Regions from separate parts of the Homo sapiens genome. Here region 2 is linked to region 1. The links are chromatin loops, found by intact Hi-C in ENCODE. Cell type or tissue: dorsolateral prefrontal cortex. All regions are shown on one strand. Region 1 overlaps TRAPPC10 (trafficking protein particle complex subunit 10). Region 2 overlaps PFKL (phosphofructokinase, liver type).

Region 1 (5,000 bases):
GGTGTAAGTCTGAGTCAAGGCTTCAGCAGGTTGAGTACCTTGGTCTTGCTGTGCCCTCACGTGGGGGAAGGGGCAAGGGAGATCTCTGGGGCCCTTTTTTATAAGGGCACTAATCCCTTTTGTGGGGACTCCAGCCACATGACCTAATCACCTCCCAAAGGCCCCACCTCCCAAAACCATCACATTAGGGTCATGGAACAGCTGCTAGGTAACACAGTCAAGAGAAGGGCCACCTGTTTACCGTCCCTCCAGACAGCACCGTGCGCCTGCTATGCCCCCGGCACTTCACGCATACTCACCCTGAACCCTCATATGGAAACCAAGACATCAAGAACTCCCCTAATTGGCCCAACATCAAGCAAATGAGCGCCAAGGCTGGGATTCGAACCCAGGTAGCTTGGCTTAGGACTCAATACTGCCCAGTGCTCCTTCCCAACTTCTTAATTCTAACAAGTTTACTACTTACTCTGCAGCAGTTGTTTTAACAATGGTTGGCTGAAAATATGGGTTCCAAAAGGCCTTCCGCAGACAGAGTGAACATTTCTGTCATCTGTTTTTTACTGAACCAATTCTTGAACGTGCAAAGCCGTGATGGTCTTACTCATACAAAAGTATAAAAGGATCACAAAATTATAACCCTGAGAGAGTGGCTAAGCAAAACAGAATGTTCAGTCAGTTTGTCGCTTTCCTAAATACCTGACATGATATATTTTCAAGGTCAATACTTCTATTTGGAGATTTATGTTGGAAAAAAAAACCTTGACATAAGGAGTCTGAATATTTGCTGATACTCTGATACAGGACAATTTTTCTTCAAATTCTTTAGCATAATCTTGGTAAAAGGAACAGTAAGTTTTCTAATAAAATACATCTCACTTTATCTTAAATTGTTGGAGACATGTGGAGTGTTTCAACCTGTTAACAAGACACTGTCCTCGGCCACCTAATGGGCTGTCTTATTTTCAAAGGCTGGCTTTATTCTGTAGGGCTTAGTAGGCCCCAGAGCACTAATGGGTGAGAAAGACAGAGAAATGGATTTAGCTCAACCCAAGAAATGCTGTGGCCTACGAGAGAAGACCCTGAGGGTGGAGGGGGGTGAAGAATGACAGAAAGTGTCCCACAGCTGGGGGCCTCAACCATGGGCTGGGTCATCTCCCAGTTGCGACTAAAAGCAGCGGAGTGACTGGACTAGACAAGAGATGAACTAATTTTAAGGCCCTCCAAGCAAGGTTCCATGATTCTATTTTTGAACAAAAAAGTCAAAGGAAATGTATAATTTATCTAAGATTTGCTTTACAGAAAATTTTGCAGAAATAATAATTCTTTAAGCCTATTAACAAAAGAAAGCTGCAATCCACTATGAGGCAGTTCATGTTTGAAAACACGGGATTAGAGAGGGCACCGTCTTCAAGCCTAGGAATGCAAGTGCTTGCCCATAGGCCATACATTCATTTCTCTTCAATGGCTTTTGGTAAAACGGGCTTTCAAATGGACGATAAAAACATCCGAGATTACAAACTGGGAAGTCATCTCAGCCTGTTCAATAATGCATAAAGTATTTGCTATAATTCGTGTATAATGTCGAGGCAGTAATGAAAATTAATGCTTCAGATTGGGAGCTCTTTCATGGTGAAAACTAACATCAAATGCATAATCATGGGTATGGAAGCCTCCCCGGTGCTCCTGCCAGAGTATCTGTCCGTGAAAAGCCTTCGCAGTCGGGGGTGGGGGCAGGGAGTGAAGGTCAACGAGAAAGCACAAAAAAGGATCCAGATGTTATCCAGATTCTCTAGGTAGAAAGCAAGGTTTAGTCACCCCCTAAGATGACTAGGCAACTAACTCCACATTTCTAGCATAGACACTGTCCTCCCTTCATTAGAAGGCACATATTTGAGAAGTAAAGCAAATGAACCCTCCCACAGTTCTGCACCACCAAGTTTAAAGGCCAAGTCTAAAGAAGTACTCAGTACACCCCCTGCCATGTCATCGCCGGCTTAACGTTATACCCATTCAGCCTGGCTCTCCTCCAGGTCCTTCCTGTGGTCTCTACCTTCCCTCTGACACACACACACACACACACACACACACACACACACACACACACACACACACACACACACCCCTGCCCTCTGCTGCTCTCTCCCAGCACCCAGTCATATGACAATACTACCCACTGTAGGTGGGGTCAAAAGAAAACCCATACATTAGTGTTCATCAAGTTTCCTACTGTGGAAATTTGCAGAAAAGGAACTACTACACGTAAAGACTAGTCAAAAGACAGAAAGTCCCAGTCTTTTTCTGTTTTAACTTAAAAGACAAGAACACACAGGCCAAGAATGTTAAGAAGTTGAATGAACTCTTCTAATCAAGGAAACAAGTTGCCTTCTCTAGCCCTCAGAGAGCAAACTTAAAATTCAAGAGTTTAAAAACAAAAAGACTGGATAAATGCATCTGAATATAAGAATACTGAGGAATCAGCCTTTAACAGTGTATACATTTTTTAAATAAACACAGCATTACTGTAGCAGTTTGAACCACAGTACTGTATTTACAAGTTAAAAAGAGACACTCCTGTTCCTGGCACCCCAATGCCTTAAGGCTTTAGACAGAAGGGTTCCCAAACTGGTCTTTCCCCAGACTTCCCCTTTGCCACTGGCTTTGTTCAAGGGCTGGCTTCTCAGCGAGGCCTACAGGCAGTTTCCCAATGGTGCAAGCACTCAGGAGGGAGCTGAGGCAGCATCAGCACAGTGACATAACCATTTGCCTCAGCCCAGCAACCCGCCCTGCAGGGCTCCATCCCAACAGGCCCGTCGGAAAGGCCACAGACAGGCTATCTGTGCACAACTACTGGAAACAGTAAAACACAAAACAACTCAAATTCCACCAGGAGGGGACTGGCAGAATAAACCACGGAATATCGACATCATGGAATGAGAATGATCTCAACATACTCCTAGCGTGGAGTGGAGTCCGGGGGAAAGTGAGGTGGGACAGTGTGTGCAGCTGGCAATGTCTAAGCTAAGAAAGGGAAATACAAATATGTTTGGATGTTTTTCACGTGGAAGGAAAACCATAAAAACTGTGATGGAGTACTCAGGAAGGGAGGAGTTAGCATGGAGAGGACAGAACATACACAAGGCTTCTTTAAATAGACCTCATTTTGTAGATTTAATTTTGGAAGTAAATATTTTATATAGTTATAAAGCAATTAGATTTTTTCAAGGTTTTCCCTAAAAATAATCAGGAAAAATAAAACAAGTGAACTTAAATGTATACATATACATTTAGTGGTATAATCTCAGAGAGAGGAGCTATGACAAGTAACTTTAAAACTACAGTAATTTGACTGTTCATTCCTTATGGGATACATCCAAATGCCAATAAGAACTGTCAAAAACAGTTCTAGACCTGTGTTCACTAGTCCTGTTGTTGATGGTGGAGTTAATAGTGTTATTCAGAGTCTATGTAATGAGGGATAAAGCAACTGAAAGCAAGTGAGCAATCGTGTGATGTTCTATTCAGTGGCCCCTGGCCCTTCAGCATCAGCACCACCTGGGCATTTGTTAGAAATGCTCATTCTCAGGCCCCACCCAGACCTGTTCAATCAGAAATGGGGAATGGACCCAGCCATCTGTGTGTCCACAAGCCCTCCAGGTGACTGAAGCAGCATGAGCTGGGGAACCTCTAACTCTAGCCTCCTCAAGTACCCATGAGAATTAGGATTTTCAGTGTGGAAAAGAGAAAACACAGAGGATGGAGCTGTTAATTAAAACCCTGCAGCCCTGAGTTTTCATCAAAAAGAGTGAACTTATGATGTATTTTATCTTAAAAATACAAAAAACAAAGAACAATTCCTAGGCTGGTGCGGTGGCTCACGCCTGTAATCCCAATGCTTTGGGAGGCCAAGGTGGGTGGATCACCTGAGGTCGGGAATTTGAGACCAGCTTGGCCAACACGGTGAAACCCTGTCTCTACTAAAAATATAAAAATTAGCCAGATGTGATGGCATGCACCTGTAATCCCAGCTACTCACTACTCGGGAGGCTGAGGCACAAGAATCTCTTGAACCTGAGAGGCAGAGGTTGCAGTGGGCTGAGATCGTGCCATTGCACTACAGCATGGGCAACAGAGTAAGAGCCTGTCTCAAAACAAAACAAAACAAAAACAAAAAACAAACAAACAAAAATGCCTAGCTATTCCTAGCTCTGCCTATTGAAAAGGCCTCACAGCAACTAGGAGCCCAAGCTTGCAGACTATGGTCTTGAAATACTATTTTTCACTAAAAGGAATCAGGGCTCCTTGGCAATTGCTAAGTGCAGATCAGGGCATTAAATGTTCAAAATGAGCCCGGAACATCTTGTCAGGCTAGATAGGAAAGAATCTGACAAAGATGCCTCTATCTTAGACCCCAACATGAAAGAGACTCTCCCTGGCCAAAGGGAGAACAACCTGCTCACCAACGAGGCAACAATGCAATGGACTGTAACACATCAAGTATGTTCATAATGATTAAGTTCACAGCCATACTAAACGAACAACAAAAACACGCCAACCGATCACCTCTGAAAGATGCCAGTGAACCAACTCACTTTGAAAATGGTTACATAGGCCGGGCGCGGTGGCTCACATCTGTAATCCCAGCACTTTGGGAGGCTGAGGCGGGAGGATCACGACGAGGTCAGGAGATCGAGACCATCCTGGCTAACACGGTGAAACCCCATCTCTACTAAAAATACAAAAAATTAGCCCGGCGTGGTGGCGGGCACCTGTAGTCCCAGCTACTCGGGAGGCTGAGGCAGGGGAATGGCGTGAACCCGGGAGGTGGAACTTGCAGTGAGCCAAGATGGAGCCACTGCACTCCAGCATGGGCGACAGAGCAAGACTCTGTCTCAAAAAAAAAAAAAAAAAAAAAAAAAGACATAGGGAAATGAGAATATCACCATTTTGCAACCTTTAGGGAATTAGTGATGTGAAAATAAATGGCTGCCAATTTCCAAAAG
Region 2 (5,000 bases), 300 kb before region 1:
TGGCAGGGGTGGGGAGCTCGGCTCAGCATGTGAATGCCCTGGCTCGGGCCCCGGCTCCAGCCCCAGCCCCACCCCTTCTTGAAATGAGACCTCACCTAGATACAGGCCTCGGTCCCCTCACTGGGGAAGGGCACACGTGCCCGAGGGCCTGCCGGGAGTGCCCGTGGGTGCCCGTGAGGGCTGGGACCCCTGGGGCCGGGGACAGATGGTGGCAGGAAAGAGGGGCAGGCCTCTCAGAGCCTCACCCCTGCCCCACACCTGCTGCAGGTGGCCCAGGACATTGGTCCTGCAGTCGAAGACGCCCTTGCCCTCTGATGAGTACAGGTTGTACAGGAACTCCGTGGTGTAGTAGTCATGGCACTTCTCGTTCCTGAGAGGGGCAGCAGGGCCTGAGTCGGCGGGAACGAGTTCAGGTCTCCCCCCGATCCTGAGTCCCCGCTGGGCCAGGCCTGGGAGAGGGAGTGGCAGCTCCCAGGAAAGCCGCCCTGGCCCACCCTCTCCAAGGACCCCTCCTGCCTTCTCCTGCCCAGCCGCTCCTCAGCAGCCCCACCCCAGCCCCGAGAGTTGGACGCGCAGCTGTGGCCAGGGACCCACGGCAGCCTCACCGCAGCACCAGGCCCCTCTGAATGTCTGTCTTCATCTTCTCCGTCATGTGCTCCACGTTGACCTGCGGGAGGGGCGGACACGGATGAGCCGGAGGACTGTGGGGAGGGAATTCCAGGCTGACCGGCGATCCGGGGCCAGCAGGAGCACTGGGCTACGCGTCCCACCTGCCCGGGCCCTGCCCTGCGCTGGCCGGCCTGAGTGTCTGGGGCCCAGGCTGGCATGCCGGCAGGTCTGCCGCAGCAGGGGCTGGGCTGGGCTCACCTTTAAGTCGTGGATGTTGAAAGGGTCCTCGAAGACGTAGGCGGCGTCGGCCCCCACAGCAATGCCAGTCACGGTGGCCAGGTAGCCACAGTAACCCCCCATGGTCTCCACGATGAACACACGGCGCTTGGTCCCCGAGGCAGACTGTTTGATGCGGTCACAGCTCTGGGGGACAAGGGGGGGTCGGGGGTCCTCCACGTGCCCACCCTTCCCTGTAGGCCGTCGGCATGGCTACCCTGCAGGGAGCCCTGTGTCTCCAAAGCCAGCCTGGGGCTGACGCACCCAGACAGCCAGCAGCACCAGGCTTGGGCCCACCTCCCACCTGGGCCCCACAGGACCAGGGGTTCTCAACCAGGCGACCCCACCCCCCAGGGCACAGTGGACAGCAGCCTGCACACACACTGGCTGTGAGTGGGCAGGGGTGTCCCTGGCACCCTTGGACAGAGGCCAGGCGCTGCTCTTAGACTACCCAGCACTGGGGCGCAGGGACATTCCCGCCTCAGTCTCCCCATCTGAGCTCATCACAGTAGCGAGGAACAACGCAGGGCCCCCCTGGACCTGGAAGTGGCTATGGCAGGGAGCTGAGCCCCTTCACCCGGGCCTGTGCCCCACAAACCCCAACCCTGGCAGCCCTCCCAGGTGCTCACCACACACTATCCCCTCCAGCAGCCTCCGTAGGCTCAGCCCCACCCCACAAGGGCCTGGGCATGGCAGGCCGGTGTCCAGGAGCCCCGTACCTCCATGGCGGCATTTACAGCAGTGTCGGAGCCCAGGCTGAAGTCGGTGCCAGGGACGTTGTTGCTGATGGTGGCTGGGATGACACACATGACGATGCAGAGCTCCTCGTAGCGCCCGCGAGCCTCCACCAGCTGCAGCACCCCTTCATAGGCCTGCAGCAGTAGGGACGGGGCAGGTCAAGGGCAGCACCGAGGCCAGGGTGGGCCGGGGACAGGCTCTGCCGGCGGCCGCCCAGCCCTGCTCCCTGCTGACCTGTCATGTGCCCCGTGCTGGACGCCAGGACCCACCTGCTCAATCCCCTGGGGCTGGGCCAGGCAGTCAGCCTGGTGTCATCTCAGGATGCCTACCAGGGAAACTGGACTCTAAGGAGGGTCAGGAGTCTCCTCCAACCCACTCTGACCCCAGATCCACTCCATGGAGGGCAAGGGGGAAGGGCTGTCATTTATTCATTATTTAGTGACAGCTTGCCCAGTGCCAGGACACCACGTTCAGCGATGCCGTCCAGCACCTACACCTCTGCCTCCTCCGCCTCCCTTCTTTCTCGTCCTCCAGCTTCCGAGTCCCCTTCCTCCCCTGCCCCTCCCCAGCACTGGGGTTAATCGGAACCTTGTGAAGCTTTCCGGAGAAAGTAAAGAACCCTCCCGAGCCCACACACAGCACTTAAAACCCCAACCCTCTCGGCCCCTGCATCAGCCCAGCTGGCACACGGGTGCCCTCCCGAGCCCACACACAGCACTTAAAACCCCGACCCTCTCGGCCCCTGCATCGGCCCAGCCAGCACACGGGTTTTCAGGATGGGCCCCCTCGGCGGGAGGACACCTTGGGTCTCCTGTGCCCTGGGGCTTTTTCGTCCGTGGGCAGCTCTCACCTCAAACCCACCGACCACCAGCAGGGCGTGAATACCATAGATGCGGATGTTCTCCACAATGGACTCCAGCTGGCCCTTGGGCAGGGTCCTGCAGTCAAAGACACATCCGCATGAACACGCAGCACCCGGGGACGCGTGTCCAGATTGCATCTGATCACAGAAAGGCATTGCCTTGGCCGTTCCCCGAGCCAGTCAGCAGTCGCTGCAATGCCCGGGATGTGGCGCTGTGGCTCCACACGGAGAGGGACACACAGGCCCAGCGTGAGCCGCCTGGGCACCACTCAGCATCACCAGGCACCGGCCAGGCAACCGAGTGAACCCCCCACCCCGCTGGGCTCCCCGTGGGAACCCCTTCCTGCCCGAGGCTTTCTCGCCCAACACTCAGCGGCAGGAGCGGATGCTTCCTCTGGCCCTTGCAGCCACTCAGTGGCTCAGGACTCAGCAACTTCCCCTGTAGTCACACAGGGGGACTGTGCCCACCCCATGCCCACAGAAGGGTCTCAGGCCCTGGGACAAAAGCCATCAGACAGGCCCATAGCCTCAGCCAGAGTGCTGACAGTGCAGGCTGCCTGGCCTGGCCAGGCAGGGACAGACGCTCGCCAGCTTCCTTGCCACGGAGAGCCCACCATGGGCATGGGGCCGCCAGAGCAGCCTGCCCTACACAGCGGAGCTCAGGCCAGGAAGCCCCAGGCAGGAGGCGTGAAGCCTGCTCTGGGCAGACCACCAGCAGGAAGAGGGGCCGAGCCCAGGGCCCCGGGCTGGGTTCCCCTTGCCGCCCCCACCTGCAGGGCCTGGATACTGCGCCCTGGCCCTCCTGCCCCCAGGTACCCGCAGCAGGCAGCTCACCTCTTGGTCCCCAGCATGGAGCCACCACGCCCCAACCAGCCGGCCACGTCGTGCCAGCCTACTTCTTGCACCTGCCAGGAGGAGATGCAGCTTCAGGGGCCAGCCTGAGCCTCTGGCCAATTCCCCCCAGGGGTGGGCCTGTGCCCGGGGGCCAGCCAGTGTTGGGCATCACGCTGCAGGCAGAGCTGAGTACCCAGGCCCGGGTGGGCACCGACACGCGGACCCAGGTCTCAGCCTCCACCTCCAGCAGCCGGCCTTCCACAGGAAATGCCCCAAGTGTGCACACAGAAGGCCCAAGTCCTCACTTGTTTGCCCCGGCCGGACCCACCTGACCCTTGGCTAGGCCTTCGAAGCCATCGTGCACCACGTATACTGTGTGTCCATGGGAGATGCCGGTCCGCACCGCCGAGCGCACGGCCGCATTCATGCCAGCCGCCGGGGCCCCCACATTCAGGATGGCCAGGGAGAAGTTAGACTTCAGAGAGAAGGGGAGATGAGCGTGAGGCACAGCCGGGGAGGGGACCCCCAACCTGCACAGGAGGTCAGCAGGCCGGCAGGTTCTGGAAAAAGGGGCCAGGCCCTGCCAGCAGCCTGGACGCTGCCCAGCACACCGCCCAACTGCCCTGGGAATACGGTATCTGTTCTAATTCCAGAAGATTCTGGTGAAGACCAAAAGAGACACGGTGCAAGCCTGGCCCCCTGGCACGCAGGCAACAGAGGAGGCAGAAGGGGCGAGCACTGTTGTGAAGCCAGGCTTGCGGGCGGGAACACAGGTCAGTGCCCACACAAGGGGCTGGCAGCGGGCGGGAGGGTGGGGGGTGCACAGCCACGAGTAAGGAAGGGGCCCTGGCTATCCTGTTTTCTAGTAGCCACGTTAAGGGAAGGGAAAAGACATGGAGACAGTCCCATCAGGACTACAGTTAATTTAACCTGATGGACCCAAAACCCCACCACATCCATGTGAATCCAGTGACGGCCGCCACCACCTCCCCTCCACCCACCGTGCTGAGGCTCTGAACCTGGCGTGCACCTGTCACGTGCAGCACATCCCACTTGGCAGCAGCCACACCCAAGGGCTCCATAGCCACATGGCCCCACTGGGTCCTGGTACGAGCCAGCCCTGCTGCCCACAAAGCCAGTCACGCCCCTGCCAGGTTCTGGGTTCGTGGAGACCAGGTTGCCCCACCACGGAGGGTAGAGCCCGCTGACTAGCTCTGGGGATAAGCAGGAGGCTGGAGCAGCAGGGACACCCAAAGATGTCCATGGAAGGGAGGACCAGACTCAGGCTGGGCCACGCTGTCTGCCCCGGCCTGCAGCTCCGGCTGTGGCTCAAGGGGCTTGGGAGCCAGGACCTCACTGGCCGTGACTCTCTCTACAGGACCCTCGTCCCCCAGGACTTTAGAAACAAGCCATTTCATCCTTATTTTGGAGAGATCCCATTTCCTGAGGTTTTCAGCTGTTTGGGAACATTTTATTTTCAGAGTTTCACTCTTGCCGCCCGGGCTGGAGTGCAATGGCACGATCTCGGCTCACTGCACCCTCCACCTCCCAAGTTCAAGCTATTCTCCTGCCTCAGCCTCCTGAGTAGCTGTGATTACAGGCATGTGCCACCACCACGCCCAGCTAATTTTTGTATTTTTAGTAGAGACGGAGTTTCACCATGTTGGCCAGGCTGGTCTCG

What was found. A loop is a pair of places that touch in the nucleus more often than their neighbours do. Peaks named below come from ENCODE experiments on the same cell type or tissue, not always from the same donor. Only the 100,000 strongest peaks of a DNase experiment are listed, where the experiment ranks them.
Region 2: it touches region 1 in a loop (3-fold over the local background); 6 of 110 quality-filtered maps call a loop at or near these places.

Annotation. Positions count from the first base shown.
Region 1 is chr21:44,022,942-44,027,941 of GRCh38, reverse strand. The region is part of intron 1 of TRAPPC10 (trafficking protein particle complex subunit 10); the gene reads right to left. Among named protein-coding and RNA genes, the nearest start is that of TRAPPC10, 13 kb to the right of the region's middle. In dorsolateral prefrontal cortex, no CTCF peak of the experiment used is centred here; a DNase peak (open chromatin) is centred at 2,731; H3K4me3 peaks cover 550 bases; H3K27ac peaks cover 3,426 bases.
Region 2 is chr21:44,320,523-44,325,522 of GRCh38, reverse strand. It overlaps PFKL (phosphofructokinase, liver type), which reads right to left. Exons shown (of 22, transcript NM_002626.6): 13 at 3,648-3,794; 14 at 3,320-3,390; 15 at 2,474-2,561; 16 at 1,605-1,757; 17 at 868-1,032; 18 at 606-667; 19 at 259-370. Among named protein-coding and RNA genes, the nearest start is that of CFAP410, 16 kb to the left of the region's middle. In dorsolateral prefrontal cortex, a CTCF peak has its summit at 2,696; no DNase peak of the experiment used is centred here; H3K27ac peaks cover 285 bases.